Linked DNA regions of Homo sapiens: region 2 is linked to region 1. Evidence: read pairs that join two places in POLR2A ChIA-PET (ENCODE). Cell type or tissue: CD4-positive, alpha-beta T cell. All regions are shown on one strand. Each heading gives the region's core, and the rest is flanking DNA. Links, peaks and the distances in the headings are about the cores only.

The links. ChIA-PET counts read pairs that join two places held together with the same protein. Peaks named below come from ENCODE experiments on the same cell type or tissue, not always from the same donor. Only the 100,000 strongest peaks of a DNase experiment are listed, where the experiment ranks them.
Region 2: POLR2A ChIA-PET joins it to region 1 with 20 read pairs; 23 of 35 experiments call an interaction of 5 or more read pairs at or near these places.

Annotation. Positions count from the first base shown.
Region 1 is chr10:119,575,639-119,586,836 of GRCh38, reverse strand. TIAL1 (TIA1 cytotoxic granule associated RNA binding protein like 1) reads left to right here. Exons shown (of 12, transcript NM_003252.4): 3 at 4,280-4,378; 4 at 4,614-4,668; 5 at 4,828-4,915; 6 at 6,827-6,902; 7 at 8,003-8,111; 8 at 9,101-9,196; 9 at 9,302-9,386; 10 at 9,634-9,757; 11 at 10,087-10,226; 12 at 11,046-11,198. The coding sequence ends at 11,172. Among named protein-coding and RNA genes, the nearest start is that of TIAL1, 16 kb to the left of the region's middle. In CD4-positive, alpha-beta T cell, for the core only: no CTCF peak of the experiment used is centred there; no DNase peak of the experiment used is centred there.
Region 2 is chr10:119,632,610-119,649,905 of GRCh38, reverse strand. It overlaps the pseudogene RPS8P4. Among named protein-coding and RNA genes, the nearest start is that of BAG3, 10 kb to the left of the region's middle. RefSeq lists silencers at 12,779-13,002, 15,482-15,682. In CD4-positive, alpha-beta T cell, for the core only: no CTCF peak of the experiment used is centred there; DNase peaks (open chromatin) are centred at 5,332 and 7,155.

The DNA.
Region 1 (11,198 bases), core at 660-8,659:
TGAGATGAATAACAAGATGGTGCTATCTATGGTAAGAGCTGGAGGCAGAGGAAACAGCAAATACAAGTCTTGAGTTGGTAATGAACTTGTGTTTGTGGAATCAAAGACCGATGGCTAGAGTCTGGTGAGGGATGGAGGGGAGTTAAGGGAAATGAGTCTAACAGCAGGATTCAGAATCACAGGACATTATGGTCCATGACATAGTTTAGGTTTTACTCTGATTGCTGTGGCAGACCAGTGGAGGGGCTTAAGCAGGGGGATGAGGTGCCAAGATTTGCATATTTAAGCTTACTACTCTATGTAGAGAATGACTGTTTTATGGAGAATAGATTGTAGCGGGCAAGAGCAGAAGGAGAAAAACCATCTGGATTTACTTCACTAGTCTAGGTAAGAGATGATGGAGGCTTATTCTCGAAAGTGCTAGCCGAAGTCAAGATAAGGACAGAGGTTGATAGATTTGGAATATATTTTGGAGGTAGAATTGATAGGACTGGGTTGGCTGTGGGACATAGGGAAAGGAAGAAATCAGGAAATACCCTAAGATTCATGTTAATGCAGTTGTATAGTTGGTAATGCTATTTATTTGCTAAAGTGGGGGTGACCTGATGGATGTCACCATGGGGAGTGGTGGGAATCAGAAATTGTGTTTTGGATGTTAGATTTAAGACATGAATTAGACATCAAAGTGGACGTTAGATTAGGCAGTTGGATAAAGTAGTTTGCAACTCTAGAGAGACCGGTGCTGAAGCTTGCAGTGGTATTTGAATCCATGAAGCCATGGGACTAGATGAGTTCACAGAGAGAGAATGATGGTAAAGAAGAGCACAGAGGCCGTGAGGTCTGAGCCCTGGACAAGCTCAACATTTAGAGTTTGAGTAAGGGAAGAAAGATCCTACAGTGAGGAAACAGGAAAACCAGAGTGTGGTAGGAGACAGAAGAGAATGTTTAAAGGAGGATGGTGGTCAACTGTAGTGAATTCTGCTTGGAAGTAAAGATTAGGATGGAAAAGGAATCACAGAAGCAGCAGAGAGGTCATTGTTGAGCTCAACATGCAGTTTCAGTGGCATGGTTAGCTTGGAAGCTGACAGAAGTAGGTTTAGGAGAGAACGGGTTGTGAGAAAGTGGGGAAAGACTCACTAGAAAATTTTTGAGAAACATTTGTAAAGATTTATTTTAACTATTTTTTAAAACCCCATGTATACATACAGCTATTTGAAGGGTAGAGGGACTCGAAATGAATTTTCATAACATCCATATTCTAGAACTCCTAGATTTGAGCTTGTAAAGTCTCATATTTCTCTGTCTTGACATTTATGTCATCCAACAAAAATTGGTGACAACGCTAAATAAGGTAGGGACATAACGGATTTTTTTTTTTTTTTTTTAAGAGACAGGGTCTGACTCTGTCCTCCAGGCTGGAGTGCAGTGGCGCCATCATGGCTCACTGCAGCCTCCACCTCCTGGGTTCAAGTGATCCTCCCACCTCAGTCTCCCAAGTAGCTGGGACAGCACCGCCACACCTAGTTCATTTTTAAATGTGTTTGTAGAGATTGGTTTCACCATGTTACCAATGGTCCCGAACTTCTGGCTGGTCCTAAACTCCTAGGCTCAAGTGATCCTCCTGCCTCTGCCTCATCCTCCTAAAGTGCTGAGATTATAGGCATGAGACACTGCACCCAGCCATAATTGATTTTTTTTTTTTTTTTTTTTTTTTGAGATGGAATCTTGCTCTTTTGCCCAGGCTGGAGTGCAATGGCATGATCTCGGCTCACTGCAGCCTTGGCCTCCTGGGTTCAAGTGATTCTCCTGCCTCAGCCTCCCAAGTAGCTGGGACTACAGGTGCGTGCCATCATGCCCAGCTAATATTTTTTATTTTTTTATTTTTTGTATTTTTAATAGAGACAAGGTTTCACCATATTAGCCAGGATGGTCTTGATCTTCTGACCTCGTGAACCGCCCACCTCGCCCTCCCAAAGTGCTTGGGTTACAGGCGTGAGCACTTTTTTTTGAGACAGAGTCTGGCTCTGTTGCCCGGGCTGGAGTGCAGTGGCACGATCTTGGCTCACTGCAACCTCTGCCTCCCAGGTTCAAACGATTCTCCTGCCTCAGCCTCCTGAGTAGCTGGGATTACAGGCGCCCGCCACCACACCCAGCTAATTTTTTGTATTTTTGGTAGAGATGGGGGTCTCACCATGTTGGTCAGGCTGGTCTCGAACTCCTGACCTCAAGTGATCCAGCTGCCTCAGCCTTCCAAAGTGCTGGGATTACAGGTGTGAGCCACTGCACCCAGCCCATAATTGATTTTTAGGATGTCACTTGGTGGTGTAAATAAGAAGCTTCCAGAGGGTATAAACTCTAGCAGAGTATCTAGCAGCTATTTATTTTTCTTTCATAAATTTCATTTCAGTATGTGAAAAATCCTTTTTCCCCCATAGTTTTATGATTTTTTTTTTACTTTAGATGTTGTTATCATAGATTCTAGCTTTCCTTATATAATACAAATATATATTATTGATTCTAAGTCAAATTTTTTTAGAATTTTAATATCTGACAGTTGGGATGTGACTTAGAAATAAGTGGTGTCTTAAATTAGATGATATGCAGTGTGATGTGAATATATAAAATATGTGATGTCAGTGAATATATGTGTATATATACATGCACGTGCATACATTGATTGGGAGCTGGCCTACTATTAGATAGATTTGAAATTGGTATTCACGAGTAGACTAGTTTCCTAAAGTGTATGGGATTATCATAGATCTGCTGTTGGACCCCTGTATGTTTTGCTGTGATTATCAGTGTTTTCCTTAGAGACCATTGGGGCAAAAGAGATAGGAGTGAAAGGAAAACTCAACTAGCACAATTTTAGCCTCTTATTTATTTTGATGTCCTTTCTTCAATGAATATTTATGGTAAATGTAATAACTCTTTTACAAGAATTTAAATGTGTGTTTTCATTTGAAGTCTTCCCCCATTTCCTTTCTTTACCTCTTAAGAACAGCATTCACGTGGCTACAACAGTAGGATTTTGTATGAGAGCCCATAGTTTTGTTGTCAGTATTAACGATCCCACTTTTTTTCCCTCAAGGAAATGCCTTCTGGTTCCTTTGCCACTATTGTTTAGACGTCTTATTTTGGATTTTTCTTCTAAAACTTTCCTGGAATGAAAAACTGTTGTGGTTGAAAAGATCTTTATTTTATCTGGTATATTTATCCCTTGTAAGTCCAACTAGAATTCCACATTTTAAATATTATTCTTATAGGGCATTTTACATTGAATAATGATGAATGTTTTTAGCCTTACATAAAAATATGTATTTGTACAGTTGTGCAGCTATTCAGTACAGGTTGCAGTTTCATAGAAATTCATTTCTAGTTTGGTTGTCAGGTGAGAATGTTGCTATAGCTTAGGTAGTACTACTTTCTTCACATCTTTATAAATGTGTTTTAGGTAACTACTGTCAAGCACAGGGTTGCAGAATATATTTAATATAGATTTTTTATATGGTGTTCTTATGATGTAAACTTATAGCTTTGTCTTGGAATATTTTATTCAGATACATTTTCAGAACCTCTTTTCTTGATCACCACTGTTATTTCTCTGATCTTTGGAAGACCAAATTCAAAGTATATAGAATCTTCAGTACATTAGACTATTTTGGAAGGTAGGGAATTCATTTCAGTAGCTGGTTATAAAGCTTAAGTTTTCTTGTTTTTATTTTCATTCTTTCCATATCCAGAAAAGAAATCAATAAAATTCAGTCTTTGTAGCAGCATAGAATTCCATCATTTGTAGTATTGATCCTAATTTTGATCAGTAGTTTATGAAGTTGGTTCTTGCTGTATTTCTGTATCCTGGGATACCACTTATAGAGGATTATGATGCATAAGTAGAACGTAATTTAAAAATAATATTGGAGAAGGAAAGTAGTGGTAAGGAGTGGTCCTCATCAGATCTGAGTTTGAGGTTTTGTTTGGTTTAATATAATCTTCTATTTTATATTTAACACACTTCACCAGAATTCTTTATTTTCATTTAATACTGATGCTCATGATTCTACAACTGCTTTTATAGTTCCGTTTGAGTTCAGCAGTATTCTGAGGTGCAAAGTCAGGTTTAGCTTTAAATCTTATTTAAAAAGTGTTAGGCTTTCATAAGCTTATGCAGTCTCACCTTGTATATTCCCAGCTATCAGTAATGTTTTTTCCTGGATTTTCTTCTCAGCAACCCGATAGCAGAAGGGTCAACTCTTCTGTTGGATTTTCTGTTTTGCAGCATACAAGCAATGACCCATATTGCTTTGTGGAATTTTATGAACACAGAGATGCAGCTGCTGCATTAGCTGCTATGAATGGGAGAAAAATTTTGGGAAAGGTAAGATAATAGGATGATGGCACCTTATGAGTACATATATTTGCATGTCAAACTAGTTTGTATTCTTTCTAGGCAAATTTTTGAGCAGATATTCGGCTGCTGAGTGATGGTTTTGCTTTATTCAGCTTAGTGCTTTTACAAAAATAACCCTGCTTGATAAATGATTTAATAAGTGGTAAGTGTTGTAACTCATGACATGCCTAATAATTTTATTAAATATAATCTTTATTTTTAGGAGGTCAAAGTAAACTGGGCAACCACACCAAGTAGCCAGAAAAAAGATACTTCCAGTAAGTACTCCTGCTGCATTTTACTGTGGAAGAGTTCTGAAATTATCCAGGAGGCATTACCAGCTTAAATAGGTTTTTTTTTCCTCCTCTAGAGTTGCCTTAAAAAGGTTTTAGTGGCTGACTTCTTAAGTATTTGATTACCAAATGCTCTGATTTCAGATCACTTCCATGTGTTTGTTGGGGATTTGAGTCCAGAAATTACAACAGAAGATATCAAATCAGCATTTGCCCCCTTTGGTAAAATATCGTAAGTATCATAATCAGTACTACACTCAGTCATGATAGGCAGAATTGTATATGATTAACTTGTAATTGAATTAAGATTTTCTTTCTCTAGTTAGTATGGTTTTGTTTTGTTTCTTATTTTTCATTTATTTATTTTGGTTTGTTTTGAGTAGTGGATGTTGTTGAAAATGTTAATGTCATTTCAGTGTCTTGGGGTCTCGTTTTCATCTAATCCTGTGTATAATATGTTAAAAAAAATTTAAGTGATTCTGTTTGTTATCTTTGAAGCAGATGTTTGAATGGTAAAACTTATAAAGTCTAGCTTTTTGTCATATGTTTTCAAAATTTGATGGTTTAGGATAATGAGTTAATCAAAAGTAAATGTGATCTATACTGTGTAAGAGTTCAATAACTTTTATAGGAGGAATTTATAAATGGGGGAGAGTAGGTAAATCCTTGGATATATTGTGATTAAATTGGAAATGTTCATGTTTTATTATGATAAATGTGTTTTTGATATTTTAGCTATAAGTGAAAAGTACTATTATACTATTAAAATGTTTCAATGTATGAGTCATAAATGTGGGATTAATTAGATGTTTTTGTTAGTGATATTTGATTCTACTAGTTAAGAGGCAAATGTGGTTTGATTTTTAACAAATTTATGCTCAGATTTTACTGTTGTTACTTGGTAAAAAATATATTGGAAAACTAAAAATGGTTATGAATTGTAGAAAATGTTTATCATAATTTATCTTTCTGATTAAAATCAGTTTATTTTGTATATTTCCTGTAGATTTAAATTAAACATCTTAGTACTACTTTACAGGAAAGTGTTTCAACTAAGAACAACAATATTTTCTCTATACAATTTGTTGTTCTATAGATTTAATTTCTTTAAAAGATGTAATTCTTAACTTTCTGTTTTGATATTTGCTTTGCTTTTTAATCTAAATGTGGTAAGTAGTACTATTTTAAAAATCAATATAAAAATAATACAGGTTGCTGTTTTTCAATCTTTATTTATACCTGAGACCTGCAGTTTTTCTTAAGTCCAAGTCACAATTAAAAGTAATAGCATTCTGGTTATTTTGCAGAATTGCTCATAAGAATGGACAGGATCTTGAAGGCTAACTGCAAGGAACTGTGCACACTGGAACTCAGTTGTAGATTTTTTTTCTCATTTCTATTTATTCTTATTATACATTATTTATATATACATATTTTAGTATTTACATTTTAACATTCTATATTCAGTGGAGTTCTATATTTCCAATCATTTAACTTACTCACTAAAATTTCTGTGTAAATTTGTTGTTTTCGTACTGGTGTGCTTAGCATTGTTGTTAGTTTTTTATTCTCCTTTCTTAAATTTCTGAAAATGTCAATTTTTCAAAATTTACAGCTGCCCAAACTCCAAAATGATGGTAGAGAATTGACCAAGAAAAATAAAGAAATCTGTTAACAGGCCATGTATGCCTTTTTAATTCCTATTTTTTCCTCTTTTTCAATTTTTTAATATTTCATATATTTTGTATCACTAGGCAGAAGACATTTAACTATTTAGAGATTGCATGGTAAAGTAGTTAGTATTGTTACAGTAATTTATAGAATCAGTAAACCTTAGAGGACACTAGTAAATAGAATATTAGAAAGGGAAACTGTTGTTCCTATTAATCTTCAAATTTGAGCATTTAGTTTAGAAAGCACAGGCTATTTGATTAGGTTGCATGTTTATTACATGTTTTTGTCCTACTGCTTTTTTCTAACAGGTAAAGAAGCATTAGGGAGAGTTCAGGAATGGTTGTAGTTAATTAGGGCTAACTGGAATTTTATTTTAAAAATGCTCACAATACAGTGTGTGTGGTTCCTTTTAGTTTTTATTTTGAGGGTGGCTCTTACTTCCCTCATTTAGCTGTGCTTCTTTTCACAGGGATGCCCGGGTAGTTAAAGACATGGCAACTGGAAAATCCAAAGGCTATGGTTTTGTATCTTTTTATAACAAACTGGTACGTTCTTCCATCTCAATTTATATTTTTTAATACTAAATTTAGTCATTAGTTACTTAATGTATTGAATCTGAAACTTGAATATACTTGAATGTTAACTACAAACACAACTTTTATGTAATGTTATGTATGTTTTAATAATAGAGTATAATTTCATTCCTCTTTCATAAACTCGAAAATAAATAGCTAGAAAAAGAATGATTATACTATAAGGAAGATTATTAAAATTGTGTTTGTACATTGGTAAAGGTCAGATGGATTTAGAAGTAAAGCCCAAGTCTAGGACAGATGAGCTAATCTGAGAATTTAGAGGTTAGGTAAATTATATTCAGTTTTAACCATGAAAATCTCAGTTTTAACTCTACCTTTTAAATTATTATTCATACTCTTATATAACTGGGATGTGAATGACTACAACAAATTATGTAAATAAAAATTTAAGCAATTCATCTTGATTTTTGCATATATTCTTTGTAAAAGGGGTACCAAAGTAAGCATTTGCATTAACTGTAACATTAAATAATAAAGTGGGCTTTGATTTTAAAGCAGTTTCAATAACTTAAATCAATGTTTTGTTTTGTTTTGTTTTGTTTTTTTGAGATAGAGTCTCGCTCTGTTGCCCAGGCTGGAGTCCAGTGGTGCCATCTCAGCCCACTGCAACCTCCACCTCCCGGGTTCAAGCGATCGCGCTGCCTCAGCCTCCTGAGTAGCTGGGATTACAAGCATGTGCCACCACACCCAGCTCATTTTTATATTTTTGGTAGAGACATGGTTTCACTTGGGTTCGCCAGGCTAGTCTCAAACTTCTGATCTCAAGTGATCCTCCTGCCTTGGCCTCCCAAAGTGCTGGGATTACAGGTCATCTACATTTTATTGAAGTGGTAAGATAAAGGGCCAGAGTATTCTGTTTTTGCTTAGATTGAATCTCAAGTTCAAATCGTTTTCTAATTGGTAATAGTTCAGTTTCGTTTTGTTTAGGATATTTAGTAAATTCATCTACTGATTTGTATGGAACCAGCAGCGCCGATATTTTATTTCATCTTACAGAGTCTTATTTATCACTCTTTTCTTTGTGATTGTGCTTTCTTTTTTATCCATAGGATGCAGAAAATGCGATTGTGCATATGGGCGGTCAGTGGTTGGGTGGTCGTCAAATCCGAACCAATTGGGCCACTCGTAAACCACCTGCACCTAAAAGTACACAAGAAAGTAAGATATGTCCACTGTGTGTGTTAAAATTATATTCTTCACAAAATCATGTATCATGTATTCATCTAGTCTCAATTTCTAATTTATTTATGTAAGAGACAGGGTCTTGCTCTGTTGCCCAGGCTGGAGTGCGGTGGCATGATCTTAGCTCACTGTAGCCTGAAACTCCTGGGTATAAGTGATCCTTTCACCTCAGCCTCCTGAGTAACTGAGACTACAGGGACATGCCACCATGCCCAGCTAATTTGTAATTTTTTTATAGAGACAGGGTCTGGTTACGTTGTCCAGGCTGACGTAGTATTTAATTAGTGTTGCAAGACTCTAATTATTTCATTTTATATTTCATTATCTGAAAATAATTGGGCTGTGGTATAAGTATTTTTGGAGCTGTGAATCACCTGATTTTATAGATCAAGTCTGTGTCAAATCATAGCATCAAGAAAAATTATGTTTTCTCCTCCCATTGAGGCATATCTTTTTTTTTTTTTTTTTTTTTTTTTTGAGGTGGAGTCTCGCTCTGTCACCCAGGCTGGAGTACAGTGGTGCGATCTCAGTTCACTGCAACCTCCGCCTCGCAGGTTCAAGCGATTCTCCTGCCTCAGCCTCCTGAGTGGCTGGAATTACAGGCGTGTGCCACCACACCCAGCCAATTTTTGTATTTTTAGTAGAGACAGGGTTTCACCGTGTTGGTCAGGCTGGTCTCGAACTCGTGACCTCGTGATCCACCTGCCTCAGCCTCCCAAAGTGCTGGGATTACAGGCGTGAGCCACCGTGCCCTGCCTTAATTTTTGTATTTTTAGTAGAGACAGGATTTCGTCATGTTGGCCAGGCTGGTCTCGAACTCCTGACCTCAGGTGATCTGCCCACCTCAGCCTCCCAAAGTGCTGGGTGCCCGGCCTGAGGCATATCTTAATAGTATATAGTAATTAACAGAAGAGTTTCATAGTACAATATAACAGTCAACGTTTTTGTTTTGTTTCTGCATACAGACAACACTAAGCAGTTGAGATTTGAAGATGTAGTAAACCAGTCAAGTCCAAAAAATTGTACTGTGTACTGTGGAGGAATTGCGTCTGGGTTAACAGGTACAATGTTTGGTTTTCTAATCACCTCTGAGGAGCTTCATCACTGTTCATATGAATTTCATGATACACATCAGCCATGTTTTATTTGTATGTTTTGTTTTATAGATCAGCTTATGAGACAGACATTCTCACCATTTGGACAAATTATGGAAATAAGAGTTTTCCCAGAAAAGGGCTATTCATTTGTCAGGTAACACTCTACTTGAAATATCATTATTACTCTTATATTTGATTCATTCCTTTCACTTATGTTCTCCAGGGTATCAGTGTTTGTTATTTTAGTGCTTCTTTGCAGTATAGAAGTTTAAGCTACCTACCTAATGTACTTTAGAAAAAAAATACCAACTTGCAGGTGTAAACTGATGAGTTTCCATGTTATTTATTGTGTTAGGTTCTTAAAAAATAAAAGACAAAACCATATCATTTTTCTTTCTTAGATTTTCAACCCATGAAAGTGCAGCCCATGCCATTGTTTCGGTGAACGGTACTACGATTGAAGGACATGTGGTTAAATGCTATTGGGGTAAAGAATCTCCTGATATGACTAAAAACTTCCAACAGGTAATTCGATTTTTCATAGCATTCTTTAAGGTTTCCATCTTACATGTCACATAAAAGCTTTGGAAACTCTGTAAAATGAACAATAAAATAAAGCATATAGCTACTTTCAGTTGATTGTATTTCAAAATTGATTATTTGCGGTATTAACTGAATCTTAATACTTTCTTTTCACAGGTGTCACCACCCCAATAAACTTAGACAATGATAAATAACAGAGTCCTATTCACATAAGGGTGCTTACTTAGTTTTTCTCTTCCTTGTCTCCCACTCTTTCTTCATATACGGTGTTTCTTATGTGTTCCCTAAAACAATACTTTGCTTTTTCCTAGGTTGACTATAGTCAATGGGGCCAATGGAGCCAAGTGTATGGAAACCCACAACAGTATGGACAGTATATGGCAAATGGGTGGCAAGTACCGCCTTATGGAGTATACGGGCAACCATGGAATCAACAAGGATTTGGAGTAGAGTAAGTTGTTTGGGTTTTTCCAGTATAGAAACGTATGGTTCTGACAAAATAAATAAAAGTGTGTTTTCCTAGGGAGAATCTATTTTAATTATATACATTGAGCTATTTGGCATTATGAGCATTATAGAAACTAATCTAACAAAATATGATTTATGAGGCTAAGAAATTACTTCTCATTACCTAGGTGGAAAGGGGGGATTGGGGTAACATTTAGTGTGTCCTATGATCCCTGTAAGCAGTTGGTAGAATTTGATTTACATTTCTGATACACTTTTATTTATTTTTGCATGTAAAAGATCTTTGTCCAGATATATTCAAAAGTTTGATGGTTTTATGCCTATGTGGTATGTGTGAGAAATCTGAGGTTTGTGTGATACAAAGTAACTGGCCTTTTTTTTTTTTTTTTTTCTTTTGTTGATAGAGTGGTTTCCTCCTTTGTAATTCCCCTGCCCAGGGCCAGCCCATAGCTTTATTTTCAGATTTCTTCCTTTGAGACTGTTTCCAACATGAACTTGTTTTTAAAATTTCTTATGTAATAGATGATGTGTTGAATCATTCACAATTTTTAAAAAATTAGTTTGCAGATACTCCTCAGACATCAGTGTGTTAAGTTGTGGTTATCTTAAAAATATCAAAGACTAATACTGGAATATGTATTCTACACATATATCATTTATTTCTTTGATCTTTCTATTTGTTGTAGGTGTGTTGATTTCTGGTTTTCTATTCTGTGATTAGGCTCTGCTTGATTTTTGTGTAAATACATATGTGATTTTTTTTTTCTTGTGTTTGCTGAAGATTTTTTCTTTTTCTTCCAAGTCAATCACCTTCTGCTGCTTGGATGGGTGGATTTGGTGCTCAGCCTCCCCAAGGACAAGCTCCTCCCCCTGTAATACCTCCTCCTAACCAAGCCGGATATGGTATGGCAAGTTACCAAACACAGTGAGCCGGGACTCTAAAAAAAAATTGTAA
Region 2 (17,296 bases), core at 3,831-11,830, 60 kb before region 1:
CCCTTCCACCTCCTCCACCTCTTCTGTCTCTGCCACCCCTTGACAGGAGAATCAACCCTTCCTCTTCCTTCCCCTCCTCAGCCTCCACGTGAAGATAATGAGGATGATGACGTTTATGATGATCACGTCCACTAAATGAGTAGTAAGTGTACTACTCTTCCTTATGTAAATGTAAAATCTCTTCCTTATGATTTTCTTAACATGTTCTTTTCTCTAGCTTACTTTATTGCACGAATACATATAATACATATACAACATATGTGTTAATTGACTGTTCATGTTATTGGCAAGGCTTTCCGTCAAGAGTAGGCTATTGGTAGTTTTGGGAGATTCAAAGTATGCAGGGGCGGGGCATGGTGGCTCACGCCTGTAATCCCAGCACTTTGGGAGGCCAAGCGGCGGATCACTTGAGATCAGAAATTTGAGACCAGCCTGGCCAACATGGTGAAACCCCAACTCTACTAAAAATACAAAAATTAGCTGGACGTGTGGCACATGCCTGTAATCCAGCTACTCGGGAGGCCGAGGCAGAACTGCTTGAACCCAGGAGGCGGAGGTTGCAGTGAGCCAAGATCATGCCACTGCACTCCAGCCTGGGCGACAGAGCCAGACTCCAGTTCAAAAACAAACAAACAAAAAAGTATGCAGGGATTTTCTTTTTTCCTTTCTTTTCTTATTTTATTTATTTTATTTATTTATTTTTTTGAGACAGGTTCTTGCTCTCTCTCCCAGACTGGAGTGCAGTGGGGCAATCTCAGCTCACTGTAACCTCTGCCTCCTGGGTTCAAGCGATTGTCCTGCCTCAGCCTCTTGAGTAGCTGGGATTACAGGTGTGCACCACCATGCCTGGCTAATTTTTGTATTTTTAGTAGAGACAGGGTTTTGCCATGTTGGCCAGGCTGGTCTCAAACTCCTGGTCTCAAGTGATCCACTCGTCTCCGTCTCCCAAAGTGCTGGGATTACAAGCATGAGCCACCTCGCCCAGCTTTGCAGGGATTTTCGACTGCACGGAGTTGGTGCCCCCAGCCACCTCCTGTCACTCCCCAACCCTCACCCCTCATTCGAAAGTAGCCTGTTTGGGAAATTAGACTATCACCTCTCCTGATTTCTCAGAAAGTCAGATAACAACTTGGTTTTGGTTTGGTGATGTGGAACTTTAGCATGAGTGACTCCTTTCTGATTTTTCGTCGGGTTTGTTAAGGCCAAATGCAGGAGCTTAGTCCAAAACAGTGACCTCTTATAACTTTTATTTAACAAACGTCAATGAGCACCCCAATTCCCCTGGGAAAGAGAGACTGTGTTCCAGAAAGAGAGAATGTTTGGGAGGTGACATTTTAGATCTTTAGACATACTGACTCATTCCCTTCCCCAGAAACGCTTTGAACTAATATTGGGCCTAGTTTTCAATTCGGAATCAGAGAATATCCTCGAACCCCAGTCAATACCTCTGCCCCTTCCTGCCCTCAGCTTACTCCTTCTGGAGAAAATGCCAGAGAGGCCTGCCTATCATTTCCAATGGAATGATTCTCACTTGTAAAAGTATGCTTATCCGCTTTGGAGTCCAGTAACTCCAGTGATGATCAGGCCCCAGGGACTGATGCAGGTCACCAAACATGTTAGAGACAGGTGTATAAACCCGAATGTCAGTGCACTAGTTTCCCATAGGAAATATTACTGTTGAAGGAACTAGACCCCCAAATTCACTAGTCAGTGTCTGCCTTATGCTTCCTTATGTCTGCAGCCCTGAACCCAGAGTCCATATTCAATAAATGTTGATGTTTATCGAAGATTGAATCCAGAGTGAAATTTTATTTCTATCTTCTTCCTTGCTCAATTTGCTTTCCACTACAGTTTAAGTAACTACAGTTTAAATAAACACAGAGGCTGGGTGTGGTGGTTCATGCCTGTAATCCCAGCACTTTGGGAGGCAGAGGTGGGGGGGATCACTTGAGGTCAGGAGTTTGAGACCAGCCTGGCCAACATAGTGAAACCCCGTCTCTACTAAAAATACAAAAATTAGTCGGGCATGATGGTGGGTGCCTGTAATCCCAGGTACTTGGGAGGCTGAGGCAGGAGAATCGCTGGAACCCGGGGAGCGGAGTTTGCAGTGAGCTGAGATCACGCCACTGCACTTCAGCCTGCGCAACAGAGGAAGACTCTGTCTCAATAAACAAACAAATACTGAAAGTGGTGTTGGCCATTTTTCCCCTGAAAGAAGCAGCAGGGAGGAAGCAGGTTACTCTGGGATTAACATAGCTGCTTCTGACAGTTGCTCTGGAGGCTAAAGCAGCTCCATCCTGGATGCTCATCTGCCATGTTCGTTTCTGATGAACCCGTTCCAGGAATGCCTCTAAGATTTCTATTTTCACATACTTACCCTTCGGTCAAAATAACGTTGGTGTTACTGTAAACACATACTTACTATAAATCCTGCCTGTGGCGAATTCCCTGTGGTATACAAGCCCTGGGACTTCAGGGTAACAGTGCAGGGACCCGCCATCTTGTCTTGCAGCCATCCAGGACATGGCTTGTGTTTGTAAGTCCCTATTAAGTGTTTCTCTCTGAGAAACTGGATTTGTCCACCTCTTTCTTCAGCTTCTCAGTTTCCTCAGCCTTTGAGGGTAGGTGTGCATAGACCTGCTCACCGCAGAAGAGTTATCCTCCGCTAGGGACTTCCGCAGGGTTTGTCTAAAACAGAGACACAAGTCTTGGAGAGCTGGCTGGAAGAAGCTGCTTTGAGCCACGTTGAATACTGAGCATCATGTCTGTCCTCGGTGGCTTTTTCTTTTCTCCAGGCCCTCAGACACTCCCTCTTTAGGCCTCCTGGAGTTCATCTGCCCAGATCAGAAGCTTAAGCATAACCCTAAATTTCTTTTGCCCCTCACCATTTAATTATCCTTTTTTTTTGAGACTTGCTCTGTCACCCAGGCTGGAGTGCAGTGGCGTGATCTCGGCTCACTGCAACTTCCGCCTCCCTGGCTCAGGCGATTCTCCTGCCTCAGCCTACCGAGTAGCTGGGATTATAGGCACCCGCCACCATGCCCAGCTAATTTTTGTATTTTTAGTAGAGACAGGGTTTCACCATGTTGGCCAGGCTGGTCTTGAACTCTTGACCTCAGGTGATCCTCCTGCCTTGGCCTCCCAAAATGCTGAGATTACAGATGTGAGCCACCGTGCCTGGCCCATTTAATTATCCTTAAATCTGTGGATTCCACTTCCTAGATATTCCTTGATTGTGAACTCCTGTCTGTCTTTAGTGCCACCAACCCGTCCAGGTTACCTTTGCCTGTCATCTGGATCTTGGCACGGCCTCCTGATGGATCTCCCAGACTCTAATCTTTGTGTGTGTGTGTGTGTATGTGTGTATGTGTGTGTGTCTGTGTGTGTGCGTAAGCAGTTGGTCACGTAAACCAGCCTCTAATCTTGTTCATCTCCAATTCGTTGCCCACATGGTAGCCAGAGCAATCTTTCAAGCACAAAACAGGCCTTGCCCCTTCTCTGCCTAGAATTCTTTAATGCCTCTCTGTTGACTCCACACTCCTTGGCTTGGTGTACACAAGACCTTCCTCCCCTCAGCCTGGTGTGCACTCTGGCTGGCCTTGCTGCACCATATCATGCAGGCACTGACACAGCCTGCCCTTGCCTCTGCCCACCCTGCTTCCTCCACCTGGAGAGCCCTTCTCTCCAACACCCAATGGCCTCCCGCTCTCTTTGCCTGGCTGACCCCCCTTCATCATCAGGTATTACCTGTGGCATCTCTCTTCTTCATCCTCCTGGTCTGAGTCATGTGTCCCTTCTATTATGGCAAAAACTGTGATTACTTTTGCACCAACCCAATAGGTGCTCTGCAGAAAGTAAAAAGTTTCCTCTTCGAAGCTTCCCTTCTTGTTAAAGAATAAATCATAAATGTTAAAAATAATAGTTTCTTTTAAAGACTAAACTTCCTTCAAGCCTCCTTGCTTTGTGCTAGTAACTCTTTGTTAAGCCTTGTCCTATGTAGCTGTTAGATATAAAAGAATAAGTACAGTTGGCCAGGCACGGTGGCTCACACCTGTAATCCTAGCACTTTGGGAGGCTGAGGCAGGTGGATCATGAGGTCAGAAGATCGAGACCATCCTGGCTAACACAGTGAAACCCCGTCTCTACTAAAAAAATACAAAAAAAAAAAAAAATTAGCTGGGCGTGGTGGCCGTCGCCTGTAGTCCCAGCTACTCGAGAGGCTGAGGCAGGAGAATGGCGTGAACCCGGGAGGCGGAGCTTGCAGTGCGCTGAGATCACACCACTGCACTCCACACTCCAGCCTGGGAGACAGAGCGAGACGCCGTCTCAAAAAAAAAAAAAAAGAATAAGTACAGTCTATGTCCTTGTACTTTAACCAAGATATTTGTACTAGACGTGCTCACAGGCACATTCCAGCTTGCAGCCTGTGCCCCTTCCTTATTTAAAAATATTATTACTTTTCTAAGTCCTTTCGCAAGCAACTTCCTCTTTTCCTTTGTTCTCTGTTGCTTTTACCTATTTAAGAAAGTTTTAAATTATTAGCAAGTCGGATTTAATTTAGACTGTGAGGTCCCGCTCCAGCCAATAGAGACAGGACACAGTAGCAGAGACAAACTGCATAAAGGATAAAAATTACTTCCCTTCTTTGTTCAAGTGTGCTCTTGCTATTGTTCCATCTGCAAGGAGCACCCTTTCTGCAGAAAGTAAAATTGCCTTGCTAAAAAAAATTTTTTGTCTAAATGCTAATTTTTCCTTGCCGTACCAAGGAACAAGCACTCTGTTTCTAAATAAACATTTTCCTTATAACATGCTCCCTTATACATCCCATGCCACCCTGTCAATTGCACTGAATTGCAATTGCTTGTCTGATGGTCTAATGTGTCCATGGATTGAGTTTCATGAGGGCAGGAGCAGACTTGTCAATCACCACTGGGTCCCCAGCCTCTAGCATGGTGCCTGACAGACAGTAGTTACTAAAGCAACAATAGTTGTAATGGCTACCATTTATTGAACATTTACTGCATGCCAGGTACTGTGTGAACGGCTTTGTGTGGATTACTGCATTTAATTTTTATGGGAGAAGCTGTGATGCGTGCTGCCCAGATCCACTTTCAGGGATGAGGGACTTATTCCACCTACTGTTGGGGATGCTGTAGGAAGCTGAATCTCAGCTACCTATGGGGACTGATGCAGCTGAAGAAAACTGCCTCGCCCAAGGTCACACGTCCCTCCAGGGACAACCTGCATCTAGTGACTGATTTATTGAGGGGCTTAGAGGCCCAGCCCCTTCGGTCCAACTCAGGATAGGGCTAACGGGCTACCCCGGCTCCAGAGCGCCCTCTGGGGTTGACTGCTGCTTTCTTTGGGACTGCATCACAGCTCAGCTTCTCCCTCTGCACAGTCCTGCTTCCTGTGTTGCTCCTAGGAGAATTCCGTAATAAAGTCCAGCTTGCTACCTCTCATAGTCAGCTTCCTGAGGAACCAAGCCTGGAACAATCCTCTCAGCAGCCTTCTGGGTAGGCGTTATTATGATTCTCCTTTTACAGATGAAGCAACTAAGGTTTGGAGACGTTAACACAAGGCTCTTGATTTGTGGAGGCGGGATTTGAATTGTGGCAATTGACGCCGGATCCCACGCTATTAACCAGGAGCTCAAACATAAGTGAATCAACGGCTTAGTCCCACTTGTCACCAAGGGAAAAAATGTAAAAAGCTAGAATTGAGAAACAACGTTTTGTGCGAATGATTTTTTCTCAATGCTGAGGAAACAGGAGCCGTAGCTGGCTGCTGTGGAAGATTATAAATCAGCCCTATTAATGCTGTGCCCAGGCCTGACTGACTCATAGCACAGGTCACAGACAGAGGACTCAAGCCCAGCTATAATGGTGAGTTTTAAATGAAAATGTCAACCACAAGATTTCAGCGTCTGGGTGATTTAATCCATTTCTATTGGAACACAAGAGCCAGCATAGGAGAACAGCCAGTTCTCCCTGATCGGTGCAAAATGCTGGTCATCCCAGGTCGTTTTTTTTGCTTTTGGGATGTTGTGAGAGATCGGCACGTGCAGCCATGCACACCTTCACTAGCCATGCCCTCTCAGGGGGCCCTTCCACTAGGGGCAGCCTAGATAAAAGGAGGCCAGGGCCATCTGGATGGAAGCCATGGCCTCTCTCTAATGTCCTGATGGTCGAGTGCACTGGGAGAGAAGGGCTACAGGCAGTAGGTATTAGCACTGAGGGGGATAGAAGACGTCCGGCCTGGTTATACTGTGCAGACTTCTATGATAAGCTCTATAAATACGCCCTGCTGGAGGTGGAAGGGGAAATCAATATGGCTTCGCTGCAGAGTTTCAGATTGCAGCACTAACTTTGCATCTGTTTGTTATTAAAAGTTAAAGTCTGTGCCTGCTTGAGCCCAGTCGCCCTGTGCTCTCTGACCTTGTGTGGCAGGTACATCCTGGGCCTTTAATCACAAACCATCCTGTTTAGCTATTTAACTGTCTACATTCTTCCCTGAAAGAATGGCAGGAACCATGGTACTGGGGACTCTAGCATCAAACGCTAACTATTTTTTACTTTTTAGTTTTTGAGGTGGAGTCTCGCTCTGTTGCCCAGGCTGAGTGCAGTGATGGGATCTCAGCTCACTGCAACCTCTGCCTCCTGAGTAGCTGGTATTATGGGTGTGTGGCACCACACTGGCTAATTTTTGTGTTTTTAGCAGAGATGGGGTTTCACCATGTTGGCCAGGCTAGTCTCGAACTGCCAACCTCAAGCAATCCACCTGCCTCTGCTTCCCGAAGTGTTGGAATTATGGGCAAGAGCCATTGCACTCAGCTATTTTTTTTCTTTTTTCTTTTTTTTTAATATCAGACACTGTCCTGATCTCATTTATCTACCCAGCAACTCTAGGAAGCACAGGCTTTTATTAAACCCATTGCATGGTTGAGGAAATAGGCTTGGAGATGTTGAATAACTTGCCTGAGCTCACATAGCTGACCAGCAGGTAAAACCAGGATTTGAAGCCAGGTCTGGCTGATTCTGCAACCTGTATTTAACCACAAGGCAAAACAGCCCTCCACCTCTTGCTGCTTCTCTTTTTTAGGTGAGTCCTAGCTGAGCAGCTGAACTGCATTGAATAGTATCACCACAAGTTCATATCTACCCACAATCTCAGAATGTGAGATGTGTTCATATCTACCCACAACCTCAGAATGTGAGATTACTTTGCAGATGCGATCAAATTGAGATGAGGTCATACTGGATTAGAGTGGGCCTTAATCCAATGACTGGTGTCCTCATAAGAAGAGGACACCAGTTCATAACCATAATCCCAGGACTTTGGGAGGCCAAGGCAGGCAGATCCCTGGAGTCCAGGAGTTTGAGACCAGCCTGGGCAACATGTCGAAACCCTGTCTCTACAAAATAAGCAAACGTTAGCTGGGCGTGGTGATGTGAGCCTGTAGTCCCAGCTACTTGGGAGGCTGAGGTGGGAGGATAGCTTGAGTCTGGGAGGCAGAGGTTGCAGTGGGCCAGTATCATGCCACTGCCTTCCAGCCTGGGTGACACAGTGAGACCTATGCCTCAAAAAAATAAAAATAAAAAGAGGGGCCAGGTGCGATGGCTCATGCCTGTAATCCCAGCACTTTGGTAGGCCAAGGCGGGCAGATCATTTGAGATCAGGAGTTCAAGACCAGCCTGACCAATATGGTGAAACTCGATCTCTACTAAAAATACAAAAAAATTAGCCAGGTGTGGTGGTGCACACCTGTAATCCCAGCTACTGGGGAGGCTGAGGCAGGAGAATCGCTTGAACCCTGGAGGTGCAGGTTGCAGTGAGCCTTGATCGCGCCACTGCACTCCAGCCTGGGTGACAGAGGAAGACTCTGTCTCAAAAATAAATAAATAAAAATAAGTAAATAAAAATAAAAGGAGGGAAATGTTGATACAGAGACACAGACATACAGGGAGAAGACCATGTGACAATGAAGGCAGAGATCAGAGCGATGCACCTGTAAGCCAAGGAGCACTGAGGATTGTCTGCAACCTCCAGAAGCTGGAAGAGGCAGGTAGGATTCTCGCCTAGAGTCTTCTAGAGAGAGCATGGCTCTGTCACCACCTTCATTCCTGACCTCTTCTTTAAGATCAGTTTTCAATTATATCACCCTGACTAAACATGAATGAATGGATAGCTTGTCAAGCCAAAAACCAATAAATAATGATACGAATGTAGGAGGGAAGTGAAAAATGTCTGGTTACCCATTTGTTTATTCACTCCAACAAGCATTTGATGCCAGTCTCTGGAATTACAATGATGAATGAAACAGGCTCAGCCTCTGTGCTCAGGAGTTAATGATTTTGTGGAGTCAAGAACCCTGTGAAGAGTTAAGTTACATTACAACGTGGTAAGTGCTATTGCAGAGATACAGATAAAATGCTGTGGGAGCCGAAAAGACAGAGCAACTAACTCAGCCTAGTGAATCTGGGAAGGCTTCCGGGAGACATTTGTGTTGAAAAAAGTTTTAAATCAATAATCAGTAGTATACACATGATACAGAACTCCAGGTGCCAAAGGAGACTGCATTAGTTCACTAGGGCTGTTGGGACAAAGTACCACAAACTAAGTGGCTTAGAACAACAGACATGCATTGTCTCAGGTCTGGACTGTAGAAGTCCAAGTCAAGGTGTCAGCAAGGTTGGAGCCTTCTAAGGGCTGCAAGGGAAAACTCTGTTCCATGCCTCTCACCTAGCTTCTAGTAGTTTGCTGGGCATCATGCTGATCTCTGCTTTCATTTTCACATGGCATTCTTCCTGTATGACTGCCTGGGTCCAAATTCCTCCCTTTTTTTTTTTTTTTGGGACAGAGTCTCGCGCTGTTGCCCAGGCTGGAGTGCAGTGGCATGATCTCGGCTCGCTGCAACCTCTGCCTCCTACGTTCAAGCAATTCTTGTGCCTCAGCCTCCCCAGTAGCTGGGATTACAGGCACCTGCCACCATGCCTGGCTAATTTTTGTATTTTTAGTAGAGACAGAATTTTGCCATATTGGCCAGGCTGGTCTCAAACCCCTGACCTCAGATGATCCCCCGCCTCGACCTCCAAAAGTGCTGGAATTAGAGGCATGAGCCACCACACCCGGCCGCCTCCTTTTCTTTTTTCTTTTTTATATAGAGATGGGGTCTCACTGTGTTGCCAAGGTTGGTTTTGAACTCCTAGGCTCAAGTGATTCTCCTGTCTCAGCCTCCCAAAGTGCTAAGATTACAGGCATGCGCCACTGCACCCAGCCTCAAATTCTCCCTTTTCAACAAGGACATTAGGGGCCCACCCTACTCCAGTATGACCTCATCTTAACTAATTACATCTGCAATGACACTATTTCCAAATACACTCACATTTTGAGGTCCTGAGGTAGGACTTCAACATATAACTTGGCGGGGGTGGGGGAGGTTCACAATTCAACCCATAACAGGTACTCGATGAAAAATAAACCTCCCGGCTAGTCTCAGTGGCTCACACTTGTAATCCCTGCACTTTGGGAGGCCGAGGTGGGCTGATTGCCTGAGGTCAGAAGTTCAAGACCAACCTGGCCAACATGGTGAAACCCCGTCTCTACTAAAAATACAAAAAAAAAAAAAACAAAAAAAAAACACAAAAAACTAGCCCAGCATGGTGGCACCTATAATCCCAGCTCATTGGGAGGCTGAGGCAGGAGAATCACTTGAACCCAGGAGGCGGAGGTTGCAGTCAGCCGAGATCATGCTACTGCACTCTAACTTGGGTCACAGAGCAAGACTCTGTCTCAAAAAAAAAAAAAAAGAAAAGAAAAGAAAAAGAAACTTCCCTTCCTCTATGCTCCCCAGCTTCCCAGTTCCCTGCTCTAGAGGCAACCAATGTCTCCAGCTTACTGGGTGTTTTTCCAGGGGGTCTCCCATTCATTTACCAACATATATGTGCACGTTCTTCCTACTCGTAAAATGATAGCCATGTGCACTGGCATTCACCTTCCTCTTTTTACTTAACAATGTTCCTGTGAAATTTTCCATATCACTCCACACAGAGCCTCTTTACTCCTTTAAGTGACTGTACAGTACTTCCTAATTTATTGAACTGGTCTCCTATTAATAGATATTTAGATAGTTTCCAATCTTCTGCTATTACAAACAATGCTGCATTGTGTGTGTGTGTGTGTGTGTATATATGTATATATATATATAGAGAGAGAGAGAGAGAGAGAGAGAGACAGAAAGAGAGAGAGAGATTGAGACAGAGACAGACAGACAGGGTCTCACTCTGTTACCCAGGCTGGAGTGCATGGCATGATCTCGGCTCACTGCAACCTCCACCTCCTGGGTTCAAGTGATTCTCCTGCCTCAGCCTCCCAAGTAGCTGGGATTACAGGCGTGCACCACCATGCCTGGCTTATTTTTTTGTATTTTTAGTAGAGATGGGATTTCACCATTGGCCAGGCTGGTCTCAAACTCCTGACCTCAAATGATCCACCTGCCTCAGCCTCCCAAAGTGCTGGGACTACAGGCATGAGCCACCGTGCCTGGCCTTCAGTGTATTTTCTTGTGCACAGGTCATTTTGCAAGAAAGTACGAGTAGGTCTATCAATACCTGGAAGTGGAAGTGCTCCATCATCAGGCCAATGCGTTTTAAAATTTAAGTTATTTTGCCAAATTTGTCTCCAAGGAGGTCAGGGAAGGTCAGCCTCGCACCAGTAGCGTTCAGAGTGCACGTTCCCCATGACTTTTTTTTTTTTTTTTTTTTTTTTTGCCACAGAACAATAGACACCTTTATTCCATGGGCAAAGACAGAAAGGATGAGGATTTATTTGCCTTTCCGGGCCTTGATTTTCCTAAGATAGAACTCCATCTCCTTGCCCCCTGGCACATAGACATGGGCTTGGCCACACTGTCCCAGCCTTGAAGCGACGCATGCAAGAAGCTTGCCCTGCTGGAACTGCTCCCCCAGGAGACGGCTGATTTTGGCATTCTTTTCCCTTTCATCGTATTTCTTCTGAATTTTTTTAGATCGTTTTTTGTTTAAAGTCTTTTCTTCCTCAGGAGTCAGTTTGGCTCCCTTCTTGCAGCCCAGGGGCAGCGCATAGTGGGACTCATACCACTGGTGGTACGGTGTGCTGTCAGTGAGCACGAAGCAGTTCTCCACCAGGGTCTTGGTACGGACCAGCTTGCTATTGGGCGCATCGTAGACAACATCAGTGATCCTTGTTTTGCGAGTACAACACTCTGAACCCCAGGAGAAATTCCCCATGTCCCGCCTCAGGGCACCGTATTTATTGTTACCTCCCCGCACACGGACTGTGTGGATGTGGTGGGGGCCAATCTTGGTGTTGGCAGCCAGGTGCCCCAACTCATACTTCCGCTTCTTGTCGTAGGGCTTTCTCTTGCTGCCAGTCTTGCGGCGCTTGTGCCAGTTGTCCTGAGAGATGCCCATCACTCGGCGCTGGCTGGAAAGAGGCCCCATGATCTTACCGGACCGTGTTAGCTAATGTTCTGATCTTTGCCAATCTGATATATTCCCCTTATGCTTTTAATTTGAATTTCTATTATGATGAGTGTAATTGAGCATCTTTTCTTTTTTTTCTTTTTTTTTTTTTTGAGACAGAGTTTTACTCTTGTTGCCCAGGCTGGAGTACAGTGCGATCTCGGCTCACTGTAACCTCCGCCTTGTGGTTTCAAGCGATTCTCCTGCCTCGGCCTCCCAAGTAGCTGGGATTACAGGCACCCACCACCACTCCTGGCTCATTTTTGTATTTTTACCAGAGACGGGGTTTCACCATGTTGGCCAGACTGGTCTTGAACTCCTGACCTCGTGATCCGCCCACCTCGGCCTCCCAAAGTGCTGGGATTACAGGCGTGAGCCACTGCACTTCGCCCCTGTTGAGCATCTTTTCATGTGTTCAGAGACATTTGGAATTCTCTTCTGCGAACAGTCTGAACCTATCCTTTGCCTGTTTCTCCACTGGGACTAAGGGATAATGAAAATGATTTTTACAGATGCAAAAGGGGTTAAACAAGAGCACCAGGTCGATGTGGGACCCATAACAATGGGGACTGGCATTGAAAAATGGCCTGAGGCATTCTACCTCTGGTCCAGTTGCTTGAGATTTCTGACTGAGGCCCCCCCCTCCCACTCTCGCCTAAGCAGCAGCCAGCTCTGGAACCAAGGGAAAGCCTGGAAATGAAATTGTAGGTTTAGAAATGAAAATTTGAGCTTGGAATGCAAATTGACTGAGAAACCACCAGGCCCCTCCTCTGAGCCTGGTTTATCTCCAGCCTCTGAGGCTGATTTAAGCTTGGTCGGGGATAGAAGGAAGTGAGAGGTAGGAGCTCGCTGCATGACTTAATAGGCTGAGAGGAAGATGAAGATTGAAACAGGTACACATGTCATAAAATGATGGTCAGAGACCAGTGTCAGGAATTTCTTCCAAGGCCACAATATTCTTCTGCCTTGTTCTTTTGTCTTTTCTTCACTGGCTAGGGCTGTGCTAAGTTAAAACCCAAATGGACAGTCATTTCTATCTAAATCCGTTACTGTCTTAGAAGGTGTGGGGCAGTGTTTTCAGGATGGAGAAAGAATCAGGGTTGTGCTTTGGGGATCTCTGCCACCATGTGAATTGCACTCTGAGGTTTAAGTAGGTACCGGTACATGTCTTCTATTGTTTCCAGAAGGTGCACAAAGTTGCTTCCAGAGAGCCTGTTAAATCTCATTCTTCTATTCTTATATGCTTCGAGATTTCTTTTTTTTTTTTTTTTTCGAGAAGGAGTCTTGCTCTGTTGCCCAGGCTGGAGTGCAGTGGCATGATCTCAGCTCATTGCAACCTCCGCTTCCTGAGTTCAAGCAATTCTTCTGCCTCAGCCTCCCAAGTAGCTGGGAGTACAGGCATGCACCACCACGCCTGGCTAATTTTTGTATTTTTAGTAGAGACGGGGTTTCGCCATGTTCGTCAGGCTGGTCTGACCTCATGATCCGCCTACCTCGGCCTCCCAGAGTGCTGGGATTACAGGCGTGAGCCACTGTGCCCAGCCCTCTTCAGGGATTTCTTGAACACCTCCTGACAATAATCCCTCAGCTAGGCTCCATGGAAGCTTTCAAAGACATGGAAGAGCTGATCCATGCCTTCTAAAATGGTAGACTCTAGTTGGGGAGTTAAGGCTTCTGTGATAGTTAATTTTATGTGTCCAGTTGGCCCCAGTACCTAGATGTTTAGTCAAACATTATACTGGATATTTCTGTGAAGACGTTTTCTGGATGGCATTAATTGACTTTTTTTTTTTTTGAAACAGGGTCTTGCTCTGTCATCCAGACTGGAGTGCAGTGGCATGATCTTGGCTCACTGCAACCTCTGCCTCCTGGGTTCGAGCGATCCTCCCACCTCAGCCTCTGAAGTAGCTGAGACTGCAGGCATGCGCCACCATGCCTGGCTAATTTTTTTTTTTTTTTTTTTGTAGTGACAGAGTTTTACTATGTTGGCCCAGGCTGGTCTCAAACTCCTGGGCTCAAGCCATCCACCTGCCTTGGCCTCCCAAAATGCTGGAATTACAGACATGAGCCACCGTGCCCAGCCCAAGATTGACATTTAAATCCGTGGTCTTTGATTCCAATGAAAGATTTATGAAGCGGGAAAAAGGTCTGTGGACTTTAAGTAAAGCAGATTGACCTCCATAGTATGGGTGTGCCTCATCCAATCAGTTGAAGGTCTTCAACAGAACAAAGACAAACCTCCCCAGGTAAGAAGTTCTGTCAGCAGACTGCCCCTGCCCCTTCCCTAAATCACTAGTTTGCCCACCTAACCTGCAGACTTTGGATTTGCACCTCCATAATCTTGTGAGTCAAGTCCTTACAATAGATCTCTCTCTATATTTACACATCCTGTTGGTTCTTTTTCTCTGGGAAACCCTGGCTAATATAACTCCTAACGAATTGCATTATCTTGGTGGTGCTATCTGACATTACCCGAAGGAAGCCTCCAATCAGACAGACCTTGAACAGGAACTAGAGATTTAAGCAAGATTCCAAAGCAAAGTCAAGTTTGACTATATGGAGGAAGAAGGAAGGGCCTTCTGGGTAGGGAAACACATTTGTAAGAGCAAACATATGGAGTTAGGCCCAAGCAGGAGACCAATCTCAGGGTCACAGGTGCTCTATTACCTTTCCCATAGCAGCTGCCACAGTTGCACCTGGACACTTGTTAGTGGCAGTATGTGTTCAATGTCTGTCTCTCTCCTTAGGCCATAAGCTGGTATTTGGAGCACATATACATTCCTCATGCCTACCTAGTTCCATTCTTAACACAAGTTGGTGTTGATTAAATATTATGAAATGAAGGAATTCACTTGGCCCTCCTGCTGAATTATAGTCAATGGCAGAATTAATTCCCTACCCTTTTCCAAAAGGTGTCAAAAAACTGGCAATGATGGTTATGAGAATTGCTTTTTCCTAATGGGGAGTCAAGTTTATTATTTTCTATTTCAAAATACATCCTTGTAAACAATTCAGATAATGCATAAAAATACAAAAAAGAACATCTGTAATCTCATTGCCCAGAGATGAGTTGAGAAATGAAATAACATTAAATTGCCACTGACTGTAAAATGTAGTGTATTGTTATTGCCACATTATCAGATCTTTCCTTGCTCTTGAACTAAGACCCTCATATTTATTGAGTGCTTGTTGTGTGTTAGCCAGTGTGTAGGATCTGAAATACAAAGGTAAATAAGGCAAGCATAGGGTATTCCTGGCTTCTGGAAGTGTCTAGTTAGTTCTCTAGGCCAGGTGGGCATGGTGGCTCATGCCTATAATCCAGGTGCTCTGGAAGGCTGAGGCAGGAGAATTGCTTGAATCCAGGAGTTCAAGACCATCTTGGGCAATATAGTAAGACCTCATCTCTATAAAAAATCTTTTGGGCCGGGCGCAGTGGCTCATGCCCATAATCCCAGCACTTTGGGAGGCCAAGGCGGGTGGATGACCTGAGGTCAGGAGTTCGAGACCAGCCTGATCAATGTGGTGAAACCCCATCTCTACTAAGAAATACAAAAATTAGCCAGGCATGGTGGCGGGCGCCTGTAATCCCAGCTACTTGGGAGGCTGAGGCAGGAGAATCGCTTGAACCTGGGAGGTGGAAGTTGCAGTGAGCCGAGATTGTGCCATTGCACTGCAGCCTGGGCAACAGAGCAAGTCTCCGTCTTAAAAAAAACAAAACAAAAAAAAGGCCGGGCATGGTGGCTCATGCCTGTAATCCCAGCACTTTGGGAGGCCAAGGCAGGTGGATCACGAGGTCAGGAGATCGAGACCATCCTGGCTAACATGGTGAAACCCCGTCTCTACTAAAAATACAAAAAATTAGCCAGCCATGGTGGCACGTGCCTGTAGTCCCAGCCACTCAGGAGGCTGTCTCAAAAAAAAAAAAAAAAGTTAAAAAATTAGCTGAGTGTGTACTGTGGTGGTACATACCAGTAGTCCCAGCTACTCAGGAGCCTGAGGTGGGAGGGTTGCTTGAGCCTGAGAAATGGAGGGTGGAGGTTGCAGTCAGCCAAGATTGCATCACTGCACTCCAGCCTGGGTGACAGAGCAAGTCCCTGTTTCAAAAAAAAAAAAAAAAGGAAAGAAAGTTTTCTAGAATCAAAGCTTTTACAGACTCCAGTGTTTCTGCATCATCTCTTGGCTGCTGGACACAGGTTCTTTTTGCTGTGCTTGAAAACACGTTTTTCTTTTCCCAAGCTGTGGTGAACAAACCCCTCAGAACATTTCCCCAAAGCCATTTCCATTTTATAGAAAATGTGTTGTTACATTTTGAAGGATTCTTTTCATTACTTCCCCTGGGTCCCTCTGGAAACTTGGCTTCAGTTTAATGATTTTCTTGGTTGTTGTTGTTTGTGTCTAAAGATCACATTCTTCTACCAGGGAGCAGCTGTTTACCCTGACAGACCAAACTGGTTTAACTTTATTACTTTTCACTAATGAAAAGAAACATTGTTCTTAGTAAGTAGAAAGAATATTTAACACCATTTTCCTTATTTATGTTTGGTTTGTTTGTTTGTTTGTTTTCTAGAGACAGGATCTTGATCTGTTGTCCATCCTGGAGTTCAGTGGTGCAACCATAGCTCACTATACCTTGACCTCCTGTGCTCAAGTAATCCTCCTGCCTCAGCCTCCTGAGTAGCTTGGACTACAGGCGTGCACCACCACATCCAGTTGATTTTCTTATTTTTCATAGAGGTGAGGTTGCTCAAGCACTATGTTGCTCAAGCTGGTCTCAAACTCCTGGCCTCAAGGAATGCTCCTGTCTCAGCCTCCCAAAGTGTTGGGATTACAGGCATGAGCCACCACATCCGGCCTTATATTTTGATTTTTTAAATGTTAATAATTTTTAAGTACATAAATGATATATAACACATACGCTTGTTTGAAAATGTATTTAAAATTTAGGCCAGGCATGGTGGCTCACGCCTGTAATCCCAGCACTGTGGGAGGCCAATGCAGGTGGATCACCTGAGGTCAGGAGTTCAAGACCAGCCTGGTCAACATGGTGAAACCCCATCTCTACTAAAAATACAAAAAAATTAGCTAGGCATGGTGGCACACACCTGTAATCCCAGCTACTTGGGAAGCTGAGGCAGGAGAATCGCTTGAACCTGGGAGGCAGAGGTTGCAGTTAGCCGAGATCGCACCATTGTGCTCCAGCCTGGGCGACAGCGAGACTTCGTCTCAAAAATAAAAAAATAAAAAATAAAATATTAAACAATTGAATAGAGGAAGCTTATCATCTAACAAGTCTTGGTCTGGCCTTTTTGTTGTTGCTTTCTTTTTATTTTATTTTATTTTATTTTCCATTGTCAATATTCAATATAATGCTGCTTTCTTTAGGGTTTTTTTTTTTTTTTTTTTTTTTTTTTTTTTTTTTTGAGATGGAGTCTCACTGTGTCACCCAGGCTGGAATGCAGTGGTAAGATCTCAGCTCACTGCAACTTCCGCCTCCTGGGTTCAAGTGATTCTCCTGTCTCAGCCTCCCAAGTAGCTGGGAGTACAGTGCCACCAAAACTGGCTAATTTTTGTATTTTGGGTAGAAATGGGGTTTCACCATGTTGGCCAGGCTGGTCTTTAATTCCTGATTTCAAGTGATCCACCTGCCTCGGCCTCCCAAAGTGCTGGGATTACAGGCATAAGCCACCACGCTCGGCCCTTTTTAGGGTTGTTCTTATAGGGTATAGGCATGGAGCTTAATGCACTTGCACCTGGGGAAAACTTGTTACGATTTTCTGAAGTTCCTCTGTTCCAGA